Regions from separate parts of the Homo sapiens genome. Here region 1 is linked to region 2. The links are chromatin loops, found by intact Hi-C in ENCODE. Cell type or tissue: PC-3. All regions are shown on one strand.

Region 1 (8,000 bases), 81 kb before region 2:
GAGATGCCCTCTGCCTACCCACATTGCTATTTTTTGTTTGTTTTGCTTTATTTTGTTTTTGAGACAGGGTCTCACTCTGTCGCCCAGGCTGGAGTGCAATCGTGTGATCTCGGCTCACTGCAACTTCCACCTCCCAGGTTCGTGCGATTCTCCCACCTCAGCCTCCTGAGTAGCTGGGATTACAGGTGTGTGCCTGTACAGTAAATCATGCCTGGCTAATTTTTGTATTTCTAGTAGAGACGGGGTTTTACCATGTTGCTCAGGCTGGTCTTGAACTCCTGACCTCAAGTGATCCACGCGCCTCAGCCTCCCAAAGTGCTGTGATTACAGGCGTGAGCCACTGCAGCCGGCCTAGCCACTGCACCCGGCTTCCAGTTTGCTGGGTTTTTTTGGATAGCTAATCACACAGCCAGTCTTAACTCATGCTGCTTGGGCCCATTTTAGAGCTTGCTGCTTAAGAAAATCCTTTGTGCTCTATCATTTTGCTTTTATTATTTTTTTATACAACCTGCTGGGAAATCAAATCTCTTGCTATCCTGTGCTTGTGCAGATTTTTACTTTTATTTCCATAAAATGCCTGCCAGCCTTAACCTAGCATTCCAGTTTGCCGGAAGCGGTGTGTTCAGATGACAAGTGCCATGTAGGCTACCAGCTCCCAGAACCAGGGTTTGAATCCCAGCTCCACTGTTCCTGGCTGTGTCTTTTCGGGCATGTTGCTTACCCCCTCTGAGTCTGAGTTTCCTCAGCCATAAAGCAAGGGCCATAAAGCTGACCTCACAGGGCTGCTGCGAGGATTTACTCTGGCAGGGAGGAGTCTGTCAGTGGCACCCATAATTCTAGGAATTGTCACCCAACCCTGGCTGCTCTTTCTTGGGCCCTGGAAGTGGGAATGGAAGGGCTGTTGTGTCTGAGCCCAGTTTGCTGCTGAGGCTGGAATGCCATGACGTTAAGTAGGTTAAAATGGTGAAAAATCCACCTAAAATAGTTAAGTGTTCACAGTGGAGGAGATTTTAGCAAGAATTTGGAAAGAAAACATGCCATAAATATTTTGCTTGCTGAAAGTGGGAAGAATGGAGTCGGAGCCTGTAAAACCCTGCTGACATTATAGAAGATTGTTACTCTTCCTCTAAGTTAGGAATCGCCCAGAAGTTCATTGAGATGATTGTATACTATTGCTATTATAAAATGAATGGTTTCACCATGATCTGTTTAATATGCATTCTGATACGCATATTTATTGGATGTAGGAGTTGAGGTGAAAGACCTGAACTGCTGTTCTCTAAATTCTGTGTTCGCCGTAGAGGTTCCTGATAGACCCCGAATTCCTCTGACATTTACTTTGGTATCATTGAAGGTGGTTTCCCTTTGCCCTGCTTTTCTGTGCTGTAGCAGGAGTCACAGAGCAGGCTTTGCCCTCATTTTTAGCCCCAGATTGTCAGTTCATGTGGCTTTCTAGAAAATGAGTCAGACACCTTTAGTGGGTGTGTATAAGCCCTCTGCAGTTCCTGAAATAATGTGCAAAGACCCAAACTATTTCTGTATGTCCCTGGAAGCCAGGAGGAAATGTGGCAACCTGAATGGTTTGTTTTCTAGTTTATTTATAAAGAATTCTTGTGAATTTAGGAACATTTCCACTCGTGCAGAACACACCTGTGTTTAGCTTTTATTTCCAGTCACTCAAAAATAACTCCCGTGTCTGTGTTCCTGCCACCCCCATCCCTGCCTTCCTGATTTGTGCTCAGAGTGTGTTTGAAAAGGTTCCGAAGCTTCTGGGTCTCATCCCAACTGGAGAAGCTTCCTGGAGAAGGGCTGAGGGCAGCTTGGCAGGAGCTATGCCAGGGCTCAGCTGCAAGGGTGAGATGGCCATTGGAAGGTGTCCCACGCTGTGGCCGCTGCCGCTTGGGGCAGAATGAGCCCAGCTGTGGAGAGTGGCCATGTTCCCACTCTTGGCCAACAGCCTCCTGGCCTCAGAGCAACAGCCATTCCTCACAGCTCCCACTAACCTAGGAGGAAAGGCTTCCTCTGTGACCCTATTGTAAACAAGGACCTTTAGGTGTTTCTTATCAAACAGGCTTCCTTGGGTAGTTGTGTCTTTGACCCTTAAGCATACCCAACCTCCCTGTCTTCATTGTTTTAAGCCTATTTGATGACATCAAGATGAACGCTTAGAAAGCTAACGTTATTGGTCAAAATCGTGGAGTCGTAGAGATGGAGGGAAGGGAACGGAAGCAATATTAGCTAGCATTAATGTTCATGGAAGGAAACTGATAGACACACCCTAGAGAAAGAGGGGACCCAGGCCGGGCTCAGTGGCTCCCGTCTCTAATCCTAGCAGTTTGAGTGGCTGAGACGGGAGGATCACTTGAGCCTGGGAGTTTGAGACCAGCCTGAACAACATGGTGAAACCCCATCTTCACCAAAAAATACAAAAATTAGCCAGGTGTGGTGTTGTGTTCCTATAGTTCCAGCTACTTGGGAGGCTGAGGCGGGAGGGTTGCCTGAGCCCAGGAGGTTGAGGCTGCAGTGAGCCATAATTGTGCCACTGCACTCAGGCCTAGGGGACAGAGTGAGACCCTGTCCCCCAAACCACAAAAAAGAGGGGACCCAGAATATTAGCTAAAGACGGTTAGTGGCATCCCCAACACAGTAGTACAGTCATCTTTCCTTGGACCATGAGGATTATCCACTGAAGATTATTGACAACAATTTTAATTTGCACCCTGTCCTCTTCCCCTCACAATGTTCGTTCACTCATTCATTCATTCATTCATTCATTCATTCATACATCGAAGAATATTTATGGTGTGCCAGGAGCTGTGCAAAATGCTGGAATACAATGGTAAGCCAAAAATTCAAACCAGGAATTTTGCTTCTTTGTAGGGACCCCAAGTATTTGGAGCTAGACATGCTGTGAGGGCACAGTTAGAACCGCTCCTTTTCATCTCTACCTCAATATGTTTTCCTCCCTCCTGTCCCAGACAACAGTTGAACATTTAATTAACTTAATGATAGCTAGATCTTTCTCCAGGACCACAGCTTCCCAGCACAGGATTCTGAACCACTGGCAGCAAGAGCCCGGGACCATCATCACCATTCCCCTTTCCTCAGGAGTCTCCCCGGAGCTCAGCATTTCCCCTCATCTTCACAGCAACCCCGGGAATTAGGTGGGACCATGCGTGTTCTCTGCAGATTACAAAGGAGGAGCAGAGGCCCAGAGTGCTGAAGCAGCTTTCCCGAGGGACTCCCAGCAAGTCAGTGGCAGAGCCAGGTCAGAGGCATCTGCTGACCCTGGGCCAAGTGCTCTTGGAACTTGGGGGCTGGGCAAGGTGGTAACTGCGGGTGGAGTTCGTGTTTCCTGTGGGGCTGAGTCACTTCCAGAGGTGACTCTTGTCTACTCATTGAGAGTCCTCATTGTTACTGGATATCCAGGGCAAGTGTCTGTGGAGTTTCCTTTGTAAGGTAATGACATTATCATTGTTACTTAGCAGAAAAACAGTATTACCATGCCATCACCCCATCCTTTGTTGCTGATGCTCGCGTTTTGAAATCTATGTTTCCGATCTGTTAGGGTCAGGACATCACTGTGGTGGTTTCTGGATCATCCATGACTGTAGGAGTCCACTGCCACCTCTAAAAGAGTGAAATGATGGTCCATGCAGAGGGAATGATGAGTTCAGCTCAGGGTTGACATTGGTTCTTTTTGTGCCTGAGGCCTGCCTCCCCAACTGCTTTCTTCCAGTTTCTTCCCATGCCCAGAGTATTTTGCCTTCCTCTTTTCTTCCTAGCCTGGTTGCCACTTAGCTTTCCACTCGCTGTCGGGGGGCAAAAAAAAATGCAGGCGGGAGTCCTGAGGCCCTTCCTAAGACATTCTGTGATCAACTCTGTTATTTTTTTTGTTCTAATGTTTATTTCCCCTTCCTGCCTCCCTCCCATTAATTCATTAATGAACTAAAACATGTATTCATGAGAAAAATGTTTTCAGACTTCCTTGCTTCCCACCCCACAGGAAAATAAGGTTGCCTTCACAAAGAGAAGCAGCCTCAGGAATCTCAAGCAAGATCCTTAGCTTGGCAGGAAGAAAGCCGATCAGCTAAATCGATTGCTGGCCCTGACCCTTTCTCTCTGAACTGCTGAAGCTTTTAGCAGAGCTCAAATGGTAGGATTAAATGTGGTTCCAAGGGTGAGGAGTAAATTAGCACGTGTCACCCTGAAGATGATGACATGCTGACAGACCCATTAGACAGACATGTTTTATGAGTGAATGAAGAAGTTAAGCATAGGTCTGGGATCATCTGGGTTTACAGACATTTGGAAAATGTCAGTGTTGAGCAAATGAGTCATTGATGTCATAGAATGTATTTCTTGCAGCATGGCCTATCTTGTTAGACTGCTTATGTCCTTATTCTAGACAAAAGTCACAATATATCTCCTCCTCAGAGCATTTAAAACCCAAAGGAGTATAATTTGTTGCTGTTTTGTCTTCCTTTTATAAGTAGCCAGGACACTGGGACCAGTGAGAAGAATCATTACCATCACACAGACATAGTTTTAAATTACATGAGGATGGTAAACATAGGGCTTGGGGTGGGAGAAAATATCGTTTTAGTTCACCAGTAGACAGTTGTTGAAAGGCCACCCCAACATTTTGATGGTCGTTATTATAGATTTTTCCTTTGTATCATGGACAGATGAGCTTGCAGCTGATGTAAATTCCCAGGTGCATATGCCTACACAAATTATATAAAACTGTCTAAAGAGATCCTGTGTTTGTTCAACCTAATTGTCATATCTCTGCAGAATGTTGTGCTAAAGTGGCAGGACATCAGTAATCCCCCATCTTGGAATACTTTTTTTTCCCCTCTGCAACACACAGAAAAAAAAAATCTGTAGGTATCTTAAGGAATTAGAGAAACTCCCCTTTTTTTTCTGTTTCTATCTCCACCCTTTCTATTTGTATTACTCTGTTAGGGGTGTTCTGAGGCTTAAATGACATGTTGTATTCAAAAGTGCTTTGGAAACATAAAGGTTAAATCACAGGGCTGGGTGTAGTGGCTCACACCTGTAATCCCAACACTTTGGGGAGGCTGAGGTAGAAGGATTGCTTGAGCCAAGGAGTTTGAGACCAGCTTGGGCAACATAGCGAGAGACTCTGTCTTTACACACACAATATTTTCTTTAAAGGTTAAATCATAGTTATTGCTATGATAAGTTATTAGAAGAAGATGAAAAGACAAATGCCTGGTAACTGAATGTTCTTTCCTGGTATATTGAACTGTCCTGAAATTAAGGTCAGTACTTCCCCTGAAGTTCCTTTTCATTATTTATTTTAGCTTTTCTTAGGATGAAAGTAATGTATTACAGTTGTGTAACCTGTCTTGTTCAGTATCTCAGAGTGCTTTGCATTCATATTTGCATTTTATTAAAATACACGGTTTCTGAGATGAAAGTGGCATGGGATATACTTTTTTGTTTGTTTGTTTTTTGAGATGGAGTCTCGCTCTGTCACCCAGGCTGGAGTGCAATGGCGTGATCTTGGCTCACTGCAACCTCCGCCTGCCGGGTTCAAGTGATTCTCCCGCCTCAGCCTCCGAGTAGCTGGGATTACAGGCAACTGCCATCATGCCTGGCTAATTTTTGTATTTTTGTAGAGACGGGGTTTCACCATGTTGGCCAGGCTGGTCTTGAACTCCTGACCTCGGGTGATCCGCCCGCCTGGGCCTCCCAAAGTGCTGGGATTACAGGCATCAGCCACCACGCCTGGCGGGGATACACTTTTAAGTCATACTTTAAAATTGTATAAATAACACTTACTCTTGGAAAAAAAATGAGAAAAACAGACAAATAAATACAAAGAAAAATCAAAATTACCGGTGACCTTACCACCTTCACATACCTCTTAATATTTTCGCAATTATTCTTTCAGACTTTTTCCATATGTGCACATAATTACAGTTTAAAATAAAAATAGGATCATATTACATACACTATTTTATAATAACCCTCTTTGTCCAAAATACATCATGATTATCCTTGGCAGCATGGGTAAATGATTCCTTAGCATCCTGAATCCTAATGTATGGAGAGAGTACCAAAATCCTCTTTTTTTTTTTTTTTTTTTTTTTTTGAGTCAGAGTGTCACTCTTTTGCCCAGGCTTGAGTGCAGTGGCATGATCTCGGCTCACTGCCACCTCTGCCTCCTGGGTTCAAGCGATTCTCGTGCCTCAGCCTACTGATGAGCTGGGACTACAGGCCTGTGCCACCACACCCAGCTAATTTTTGTATTTTTAGTAGAGATGGGGTTTCGCCATGTTGGCCAGGCTGGTCTTGAACTCCTGACCTCAAGTGATCCGCCTGCCTTGGCCTCCCAAAGTGCTGGGATTACAGGCGTGAGCCACTCGGCCTGGCCCTCGACAATCCTCTTTTATGCTTAGCTTGTTTCCAGTTTTTCTTTGTGTTAGACCATGTTGCACATAGTCGTCACCCTGTTCAACAGTCTTTGTGTGCATTTCTGCCACTTCCTTCTAGCTGTGATACCTTGGCAGGTTACTCATCTCTGTGTGCATCAGTTTTCACATCTGTGAAATGAGAGTAATAATAGTACCTACATCCTGGTGTTGTGAAGATTAAATGAGATGAAGTAGGTAAAGCATTTAGAAAGCCTGGGTCCTAATAGCTGCTACATAAATGTTAGCAGTTACTATTTCCTGATGATAAATTGCTCAGTGTAATACTGTATTGATGCATTTTGAGGGCATATTGAGGATACATCCTGAAAGATTGTGCCAATTTAGTCTCCTCACAGGAGTGCATGCAAATATATTTCCCTATTCTTGTCATCCCTGGATATTATCATTCTTTTTAATCTCTGCTAATGTGATTTGGGCTCTGCTAATTCTGCATTTTAAAAAATGATTACCGAGCTTGAACATTTTATGCATCATTTCCAATTGATTTTTATAAAAATACCTTATATTCATGACATTAACCTGTCATCTTCATATTACAAATATTTTTTCTTAGTTTATGACTCATGGAGATCTTTAAGAAAAAAAGTCATTAAAATAAGTGCCTTTTAGGCTTAAAATTTCCTCATTTTATAGTTAACTGTATAGTGCAGTAAAATGTGTCCTTTTAAAAATAGTTTTGATTAAGGTTTTTATATTTTATTTCTAGCTGGAAATGGTAGCCAACTATTAAATGCATTCTTTTTCTGCCTTCCTCAGGGCTTTCAGTGTTTTTATTTAAAGCTTCTGTCTTTACAGTATTTTTTTTATAGTGGCATTGAGAGAGTCCCTGAGGTTCTGCATGGATGCGTATAAGGATCCTCATATCCTAGAACAGGGTTTGGCAAACTTCTGCAGAGGGCCAGGGAGTAAATATTTCAGGCTTTGTGGGTCATGCAGTCTGTGTCACAATTACTCAACTCTGCCATTTTAGAGCAAAAGCAGCCATAGAGGTAAATGAATGGGTGTAGCAGAGTTCCAATGAAACTTTATTTATGGATACTTAGATTTGAATGTCATATAATTTTCACATTTCTTGAAATATTCTTCTTCTTTTGATTTTTAAAAACCATTCAAAAATGTAAAAACTATTCTTAGTTTGTGGACCATAGAGAAATAGGTGGCAGGCTAGACCTGGCCCATGGGCTGTAGTTTGCTGGCCCTTGAAATAGAATATCTGGAAATAGACTCATAAAAAAATCCAGCCGATTAATTTTCAACAAAGATACAAAGACAGTTTAAGAGAGGATAATCTTTTCAAGAAATGGTGTTGGCGACCGGGCATGGTGGCTCACGCCTGTAATCCCAGCACTTTGGGAAGCCAAGACGGGCGGATCACGAGGTCAGGAGATCGAGACCATCCTGGCTAACATGGTGAAACCCCGTCTCCACTAAAAATACAAAAAAAAAAAAAAAAAAAAATTAGCCAGGTGTGGTGGCGGGCACCTGTAGTCCCAGCTACTAGGAAGGCTGAGGCAGGAGAATGGCGTGAACCCA
Region 2 (8,000 bases):
ACCTCCTCTATCTTCTCTGTAAATCCTTCATCATTTTTGTCTTCCTTCCAAATTCTTCCCAACTTTTCAAGGTCTAGAGAGCCTTGTGACTTCCAGAATTACAGAAAGGTTTAAATTACCATCTCTTGTCCCACCTTTGGTCCATACATCCCATGCCTGAGAGTTCGTATGTATTTGGGGGATGTGGTGAGGATATATCATCTTCACTGCCTTCAGACTACACAGTTGTTCATTCATTCAACAACTCTTTATAGACATCTATCCCCTATGGGCTCGGCACTGTGCCAGGTACCAAAGATACAACTGGAATGAAAAGCACATGGTCACTGCCTGCAGGAAGCTTACGGCACAATGACTTGAAGTTTGGCATTTTATATGAAGTGATTTCATTTGCAGACTTAAAACAAAAGGATATATTTGTGCTTTAAAGTATAAATATTATATTCTCTTCATTCCCATTCATCCCTACTTGGATGTGTACATTGAATTCCTATTTACTCTTCTTCAGTTAGCACCTGTGGATTTTTCATAGGCAAGTGGAGGCTTAGTGGATATGGGCGTATTCCTCAAAGGCCACTGGGGGAAATGATGGAGGAAATGCACCAGTCATGATTCCCCAGCCTGGGGCCTCTGACCCTAGCTGAAGTTCTTTATGTTTATAGGACTCAAAGAGCAAGCTTTGATTGGCAGCTCATGAACCCTAGGTTGTAATGGAGGGAACTGGCTTTTTGAATAAAATCTCAAAATGAAAGGATTCAGGCATGGTATGGTGGCTAAGCGTTAAGCCTAGATTAATAAGAAGGCTTGGTGGTGGGGGAAACGTTATTCTAGGTAATTGGATTTTCAGATTAAATGAAGATTAACAAATAAAACCTGTTAAATTGAAAAATTTGCTTAAAAATTCCCTAAAATGCATTAGGTTTCTGCCTTAAGTAAACAGAAGAAAACATACGATATTTTTGGGTATAATTTTTCTATAATGACGCCAAGTGGTGATTTTAAATGGGACTGTTTTTCTACCACCAGGGTAGAAAGCATAGAGATGAAGCTGAAGATGAGCTTGCTCAAAGAGATCTGTGGAAGATTCTTCATTATAAAGGATTCCTTGCTATAGGAACTCTTATTTTAATTTGCTTTGTTCTAAAATAGGGAAATTCTAGCCCAGTGATCATCTATGACCAAGTGAATTCCAGTGAATTGGTCCAGAATTTTTTTTTTTTTTCCAGACAGGGTCCCACTCTTTTGTCCAGGCTGGAGTGCAGTGGTGCAATGTCAATGGCTCACTGCACCCTCGACCTCCGGGGCTCAAGTGATCCTTCCACCTCAGCCTCCCGAGTAGCTGGGACTCCAGGTGCACACCACCATGCCTGGCCAATTTTTGTATTTTTCGTAGAGATAGAGTTTCGCCATGTTGCCCAGGCTGGTCCCAAATTCCTGGGCTCAAGAGATCCTCCCGCCTCATAATCCCCGTGTTGGGATTACGGTCGTGAGCCACTGTGTCTGGCCTCATCTGGCTTTTTTATCTTTATAGTGATCTTCACAGTGAGGCAGAAAGAACAGGGGTGTCGTCCTATATTTTACCAAAAGATGCTGCCATTCTGTAAATATACTATAGCCATACAGACTCCAAAATGAATGTTGACTGTCAGCAATAATGAGGGCAGAGATTTAGCAGCAGGTACCAAAGGAGATATGAGCTTGTTGCACTAGCGAGCAGGGCTGTGCTCTCAAGCTGAGGAAACACTGGTCACTGGACCACAAGCCTGGTGAGCCCTTATCCCTGGAAATGGTTTTCTCTCAGACACATCCTTTAGGGCACTTCCGTATGCAGCAGATTTAGTGATCATGGAAAAGGTCAAGGAAAAGGAAGAGGAGGGAATGGAGGAGAGGCAGATTAGAGCAGCCTCTTGTTGACCTGTGTGTTCTTCCCTGGTAGACTGTCAGCCCTGTGAGGGCAGGCATCCTGTGTGGCATGTCACTAAGTCTGCAGTACAAGCTCACTGCAGCTTTTGCACATGGTAGCAAATGTTTAGAGGAAGGAGCAGGAAAGGATGGACGATGGATGCTTGCAAGGATGAAGTGATTGATGGACATCAGTGGCAAGATCCCTGGTTTAGGAAACCTTGCTTCTTAGTCGCAGTTCTGCCACTAATCAGCTATGTGACTTGAGCGCGTGCATAACAGCACACTTTTTTGCCTCACAGGGTTATCGTGAGAAGACAAAATAGCAGTGTCGAGTGCTTTTAAAGCATACAGCATTATATTAACGAAAGTGGTGTCAGCTAAGGTGTAATTCTGACAAAAGCATTTTCTTTTGGCTTTATCAGTCATCCCTTTCAAGCCCTGATATCTTCGACTCCCCAAGTCCCGAAGAGGATAAGGAGGAACACATTTCACTTGCGCACAGAGGAGTGGACGCGTCAAAGAAAACTTCCAAGACTGTTACCATATCCCAAGTGAGTCACCAGCCATGGCGAGGGTGTCCCTGTCATTTCATGCATGTGCTAATGATGGGTTATAAACCAAACAAAGATACACAAACAGTGCAGGTGTTTGTCATTCTTCAGTGACAGCGATTCTGTTACTCATCAAAATCCCCAAGGCATGTTGCAGTCTCCGAAACTAGGCAGAATCCCTGAGATACAAGTTCAGTTGTTTATTTCCCATGTTGTTCTCTTGTGGTTTGATCTCCTCTTCATACCATCACACACACGTTCACAAATACCTTCACACACTACCACCATCACCACAACCAGAACAATTTAAAAAGCCGTGAGACGTCTAGAGAGAAGACATTAAATATATTAAATGCTGTGCCCTCTGCCCACAGATCTTGTCTTTTATGTTCAAAGCTGGTCACAAATTATAGTTGGAAGATCATAAATATAAATAACTAATGTGGTCTCTTAAAGAAAATTGATTTGGAGTCACATTCTATGATAAATTTATAGTCTAAAAACACTTTAATTTTATTCCATGCCCAGAGAGTAGTATAGATACTTTATTAGTTTATGAGAAACAAGGAAGACATTTAACTTTTAGCTACTGCATGTAACTTTTGAGGAGCATCTTGTACAAATTCTCTCCCTGTGAATACGAACCAAGATTTTAAAATTCCATTTTCTCCCACTAAGAAAACCAAGTCAATTGGAATTATTTTCTCTGAATATTAGCAACTTCTTTCTGTCTAAAAGCAGAAAACTATAGTCACTTGAAGCAGGAATAGCACAAAGAAATCAAAGGTTACCGTGGAATTTTCCTTCTCCATAGATTTAAGAATTTACATGTATAGATTTTCTTAAAAATCTGATACAGTAAGCAAAACGTGATCCTATACAACAGATCAGTTGTAATTATTCACAAAACCAAAGCATTCTTTCTTTATAAAAGGATTCCATCTGCAGAAGTTGGATTTAGACCCGTTTTTTCTGGTGACCATAGGTATAGTTTCATTTGACATCCCTGGGGTGTCTCTACAGTGACATCTACTGGTGGACAGTGGGTTTTCGTGGTTCTGATGTACACAGTTGTATCCCATTAGCCTATTTCTCTTCCCCGGAGTTGTCATGTTGTGCTCTTCAGTGCTTCTAGAAATTCCACTTGAACTAATTTGATCAGGGAGGGTGGTGGCCTATACTCTGTGAGGGCTTTAAAATTGCTCAGTAGCCGAAATGGGCCGGGAGAGCGTGTCATATAGGAAATGCCAAGAGAAGCATTGATTCAAGAAGTGTCTGGAAGTCAGTCAGTGCAAAGGCACTGGTGGGTCACAGGAGTATGGGAGGTCCGCAAGGATGCAGGATGGGCAACAGGAAAAGGCATAAGCCCAGGAATAGATGACAAGCAAAGGAGAGGACAGGAGAGTGCGAATCTTCAGACTCAGGCAGCCACAGTCACAGTGCTGGACTTGAGGGATCCAGTTGATAGGGAATTGATCCCCTGTTCTGCCAGTTATTACCTATGAGTCTTGGGGAACTACTCAGCCACTTCTCTAAGCCTCAGTTTTCTGCTTGGTAAAATGCTTGTGCCAACCGATCGTTGCTCAAATTGTCTAGCCGGTGTCCGGCATGTGATCATTGCTCCAGAAATGTCAGTTCCTCTTCCCTCTTACTCTGACTCCTACTAATGATAAAGCACAGGCTGGCGGAGCGCTATTCCTGGCAGCAGAGAGCACTTTTCCTCAATGGTAACTTGGCAGAAAAAAGGCGAGCAGAGAGGCTGGGAATGATGGCCCATCTGCTTTTGGCTTTCTCTGCCCAGTCTCTCCCTCTAGCACAGCCTGAATCCAGACTCTGCCTCCTCGCCATGCCAGCCAAGCCCCTTTTGGCTCCTGCGCTGGGGTAGCCTGCTGGGTACCTGCTGCTGGAGGGAGCCTCACGGCCGCGTTGCCAAGCTTCACCACCAGCCTCTACTTCTGCCCTGCTGCTCATCGCCCCCGCCTCCCAACATCCTGTCCCACTCTTTTCCCTCCTCGCCACCTGCCTCCCAGCTCCCTTGTTGGTGCCTTCTCCCCCAGGGGCCTACTGGGCACCCCTCTTCTCTCTCGCCCATGACTGTCCTTCTTCCTCGGCCCTCCTGGCCTCCTCAGGACACTTCTCCATCAGGCCTCCCCCGCCAGTCTCCTCCACCTTCAGCCTGGCCCTTCACTGGCTCTTTCTCTCAGCGTATCATGCAGCTTAGGGTCTCCCCAGTCCTGGAAAGTGAACAGAACCCTTCCCTGATCCCACCTCCCCCTGAGGCTTCCGCATGAGCATGCTCCCTCTCTCCTGTCTTCCTGCCTCAACCAAGTTTCTGGAAAGAGAGTCCTAAACTTTCAGGCCACACCTTCACCTCCCATCCAGGTGGTCATCTGCCAGGAGCAGCTTTCTGTCTCCCTGGCTCCACCAAGTGGACTCCACCCAGTTTTCCTCTCAGCACCCTTCACCCACGCATGCAACCACTTCGTTCCTTCTGGACTCTCCTCCAGGCCTGTCTTCTGCTTCATCCCCTCTTCCTCCCCTCTTTCCCAGTCACTAAGGGCTCCTAAAATCCAATGTGTCAAAAACGGAAATCATTATCTGATTCTTCAGTCTGCTGTTTCTCCCATGAAAGGTACAATCTCGATGCCTGGTGTGTGCACCACACCCGTGGTCCCTGATCTGTCCTTCCTCCTCCACCCTCTGCATCCTGTCCAGGACCACATCTCCCTGCTCACAAGGCGTCTGTTCCATGAGGGCAGGGTCTCCATCCTCCTGGCCCACTCCTGCCCCCAGCACTGGGAACAATGCCTGGTGCTCTATGTCGGCTGTGCTTGCCTTCGCCACATCACTCAAAGTTGTCTTGTGTCTATCCTCCTAGCCACTGCCTGGGTCCAACCCTGACCGCTTCTAGCTTACGTTGTGTAAGACTCTCCCAGCAGTTCTCTCCAGCTCCAGATCTGCCAACCCTTTAGCCTTTCTGCAGCCAGCATGGTCCTCAGCACCGTGTGCCCTCCTCTCACCCTTTCGCCTAGCCGCTTGTACTTCCCAGCCTTAGCTCTGCCCCCAAGGCCCTCTCTTGCCCCCTCTGACGGTCTAGCAGTACTTCCCACCAATGCATTTTGCTCTGCGGTCTCTAGACCTTTGCCTGGCGTGTTCCCTCCCGCTGCAGCTTCTTTCTCTAAGTGCCCCTCCTTTCCTCTGGCTACTTCTTGGTCCTCCTCCAAGACGGGACTGTCAGCACCTGCTTGCGATGCCTGCCCGTCTGGATGGCTGGCCCCTTTTCTGTGTTTCTGGGGCTCTGTATGCTCACCTCCCTCTGTGCAGTTGTCCCCCCATCTCAGTGCGTTGGTCTGTCTGTCTGTCTGCGCCCCACTGGGTTCTGAGCTCCCTGGAGACCAGGAGAATGCCTATTAAGGCATGTCTTGTTCACTTCAGAGTTTGTGGTGCCTGGCAAGTAGTTGGGCATCTCAATGTGTATATTGAACCAGTCGGAAACTCTCTGTCCAGAAAGAAGGTCACATTTAAAATACATAGAAGGCGGCGTGTGAGTAAGGGGGAAATGCCTGTACCAAGCAGGCCCTTGGTGGCTTGTGGATGAAGGAACAAGTGAATGGAGTGTGTGGAGAGAGGCGGGGACAGTGGTGTTAACGGAGAGTTTGACTAACCAGGACAAAGACGCAGCACACAAATCCCCGGCCCTGAACCCTCCCTGCCTTCCCTCGTCACAGGTGTCTGACAACAAAGCATCCCTGCCGCCCAAGCCGGGGACCATGGCAGCAGGTGGCGGTGGGCCAGCCCCTCTGTCCTCAGCGGCGCCCTCCCCCCTGTCATCCTCTTTGGGAACAGCTGGACACAGAGCCAACTCCCCGTCTCTGTTCGGCACGGAAGGAAAACCAAAGATGGAGCCTGCGGCCAGCAGCCAGGCGGCCGTGGAGGAGCTAAGGACACAGGTCCGCGAGCTGAGGAGCATCATCGAGACCATGAAGGACCAGCAGAAGTGAGTGCCTGGGGACTCTTGGGGGCCGTCACCCAGGTTGCTCTCTGCCAGGCCAGCACCTAGTTCTGAAAGCATGGATCCCAGCCTGCCTTGGAGGGCGGGCCTGGTCTCCCCGTTGATGGTGGCAGCAATGGTGGGAGTGCGTGTAGACCCCGAGAGTCTTAATTTATACCTAAATTATGCTGCATGTTTTTGCTGGACTTACTGTGTGCAGGAAGGGCACAGGCTGGCCATGGGGCATAGAGGGATGAGTCCATTGCAGGGACTGATGCTCTCAGCAGGCTGCTAAGAAGAAAAGCATTTAAATCCCCCATAAAATACAGTATGTACATGAACCACTTCTTAAATAAGCTCAACAGCTAGCTTTTCCTCTTGCAACAGAAAAATGGCAATTTCTTCACTTAGCTGCCAGATGAAGCAGTTGGCCTGCATTGAGGTACCAGTAATGTATGAAGAAGATGTAGGGAATCTTGAAGCCCAAGATTTTACACTCAGTAAGATGTTCTCACCATGAGACTGCAGTGGGCGGGGCGGGGCAGTGGGGGTCTTTCTTCCTGCATGGCTGCACACACACTCTCGCCACATCTCTAATCCTCAGGGAGCACTTTGTTGAGGAGAAAGACCTGGACACAAAAATAAGTATCATACATCATTATCATCCAGGATGTGGTTTGCAATGACAAAGCCCATAGGAGGATTAGAAGTAGAGAATGGGCATGGTGGCTCATGCCTGTAATCTCAGCACTTTGGGAGGCCAAGGCAGGTGAATCACCTGAGGTCAGGAGTTTGAGACTAGCCTGGCCAACATGGCGAAACCCTGTCTCTACTAAAAATACAAAAAAATTAGTTGGGCGTGGTGGCGTGCACCTGTAATCCCAGCCACTTGGGAGGCTGAGGCAGGAGAATTGCTTGAACCCAGGAGGAGGAGGTTGCAGTGAGCCAAGATTGTGCCACTGCACTCCAGCATGAGTGACAGAGCGAGACTCCGTCTAAAAAAAAAAAAAGTAGGGAGGCACTGCTCTGAGTAAACTGAGGCTCGAGGAGTTTAGGGATCAGTTAGCTGTTTCTTGAGAGAATCAAGGGAGGCATCTCAAAGAGTTATTTCCCGGGTAGGATTTTGAACGATGATTTAGGATTGCCAAGAGCACACTACTCCAGCAGCGAAAACATCATGTTGATTCCTGGCCACACGGGGCAGCCTGGTGAGGTCAACACATCCCCAGGTGACTGGCCTCCTTGGATTGGAGGTGCCTGGGGTGGTGACAGGAGATGCAGCCAGAGACTTACAGCGATGAAGCCCTCTGCCAGTCTGGGGTCAGCAGAAGCCCTGTCACCTGCCTCCCTCTACGTGGCTTGAGGGCCCTAATGTGTTTTGTGGTCACTTTTGGGGGATAACTCGGTTAAGCAAACTTAAGTTCTTTTCTGAAGGGCTCTTCAGAGCCTTCGCTTTGCATTGGGAGGATGGAGAGGATAGCATATGCAAGGTGTCCCACACCTGCTTAATCACAGAACCTTTTTTTTCCAGAGCATCCTAGGATGAGGGTTCC

Evidence for each region. Peaks named below come from ENCODE experiments on the same cell type or tissue, not always from the same donor. Only the 100,000 strongest peaks of a DNase experiment are listed, where the experiment ranks them.
Region 1: it touches region 2 in a loop (2.6-fold over the local background); 4 of 110 quality-filtered maps call a loop at or near these places.

What each region holds. Positions count from the first base shown.
Region 1 is chrX:19,621,167-19,629,166 of GRCh38, reverse strand. The region is part of intron 8 of SH3KBP1 (SH3 domain containing kinase binding protein 1); the gene reads left to right. Among named protein-coding and RNA genes, the nearest start is that of MAP3K15, 110 kb to the right of the region's middle. RefSeq lists an enhancer at 2,812-4,011. In PC-3, no CTCF peak of the experiment used is centred here; DNase peaks (open chromatin) are centred at 1,456 and 3,376; H3K27ac peaks cover 4,074 bases.
Region 2 is chrX:19,540,378-19,548,377 of GRCh38, reverse strand. It overlaps SH3KBP1 (SH3 domain containing kinase binding protein 1), which reads left to right. Exons shown (of 18, transcript NM_031892.3): 15 at 2,328-2,456; 16 at 6,185-6,453. Among named protein-coding and RNA genes, the nearest start is that of MAP3K15, 29 kb to the right of the region's middle. In PC-3, a CTCF peak has its summit at 3,489 (motif pointing left); a DNase peak (open chromatin) is centred at 3,477.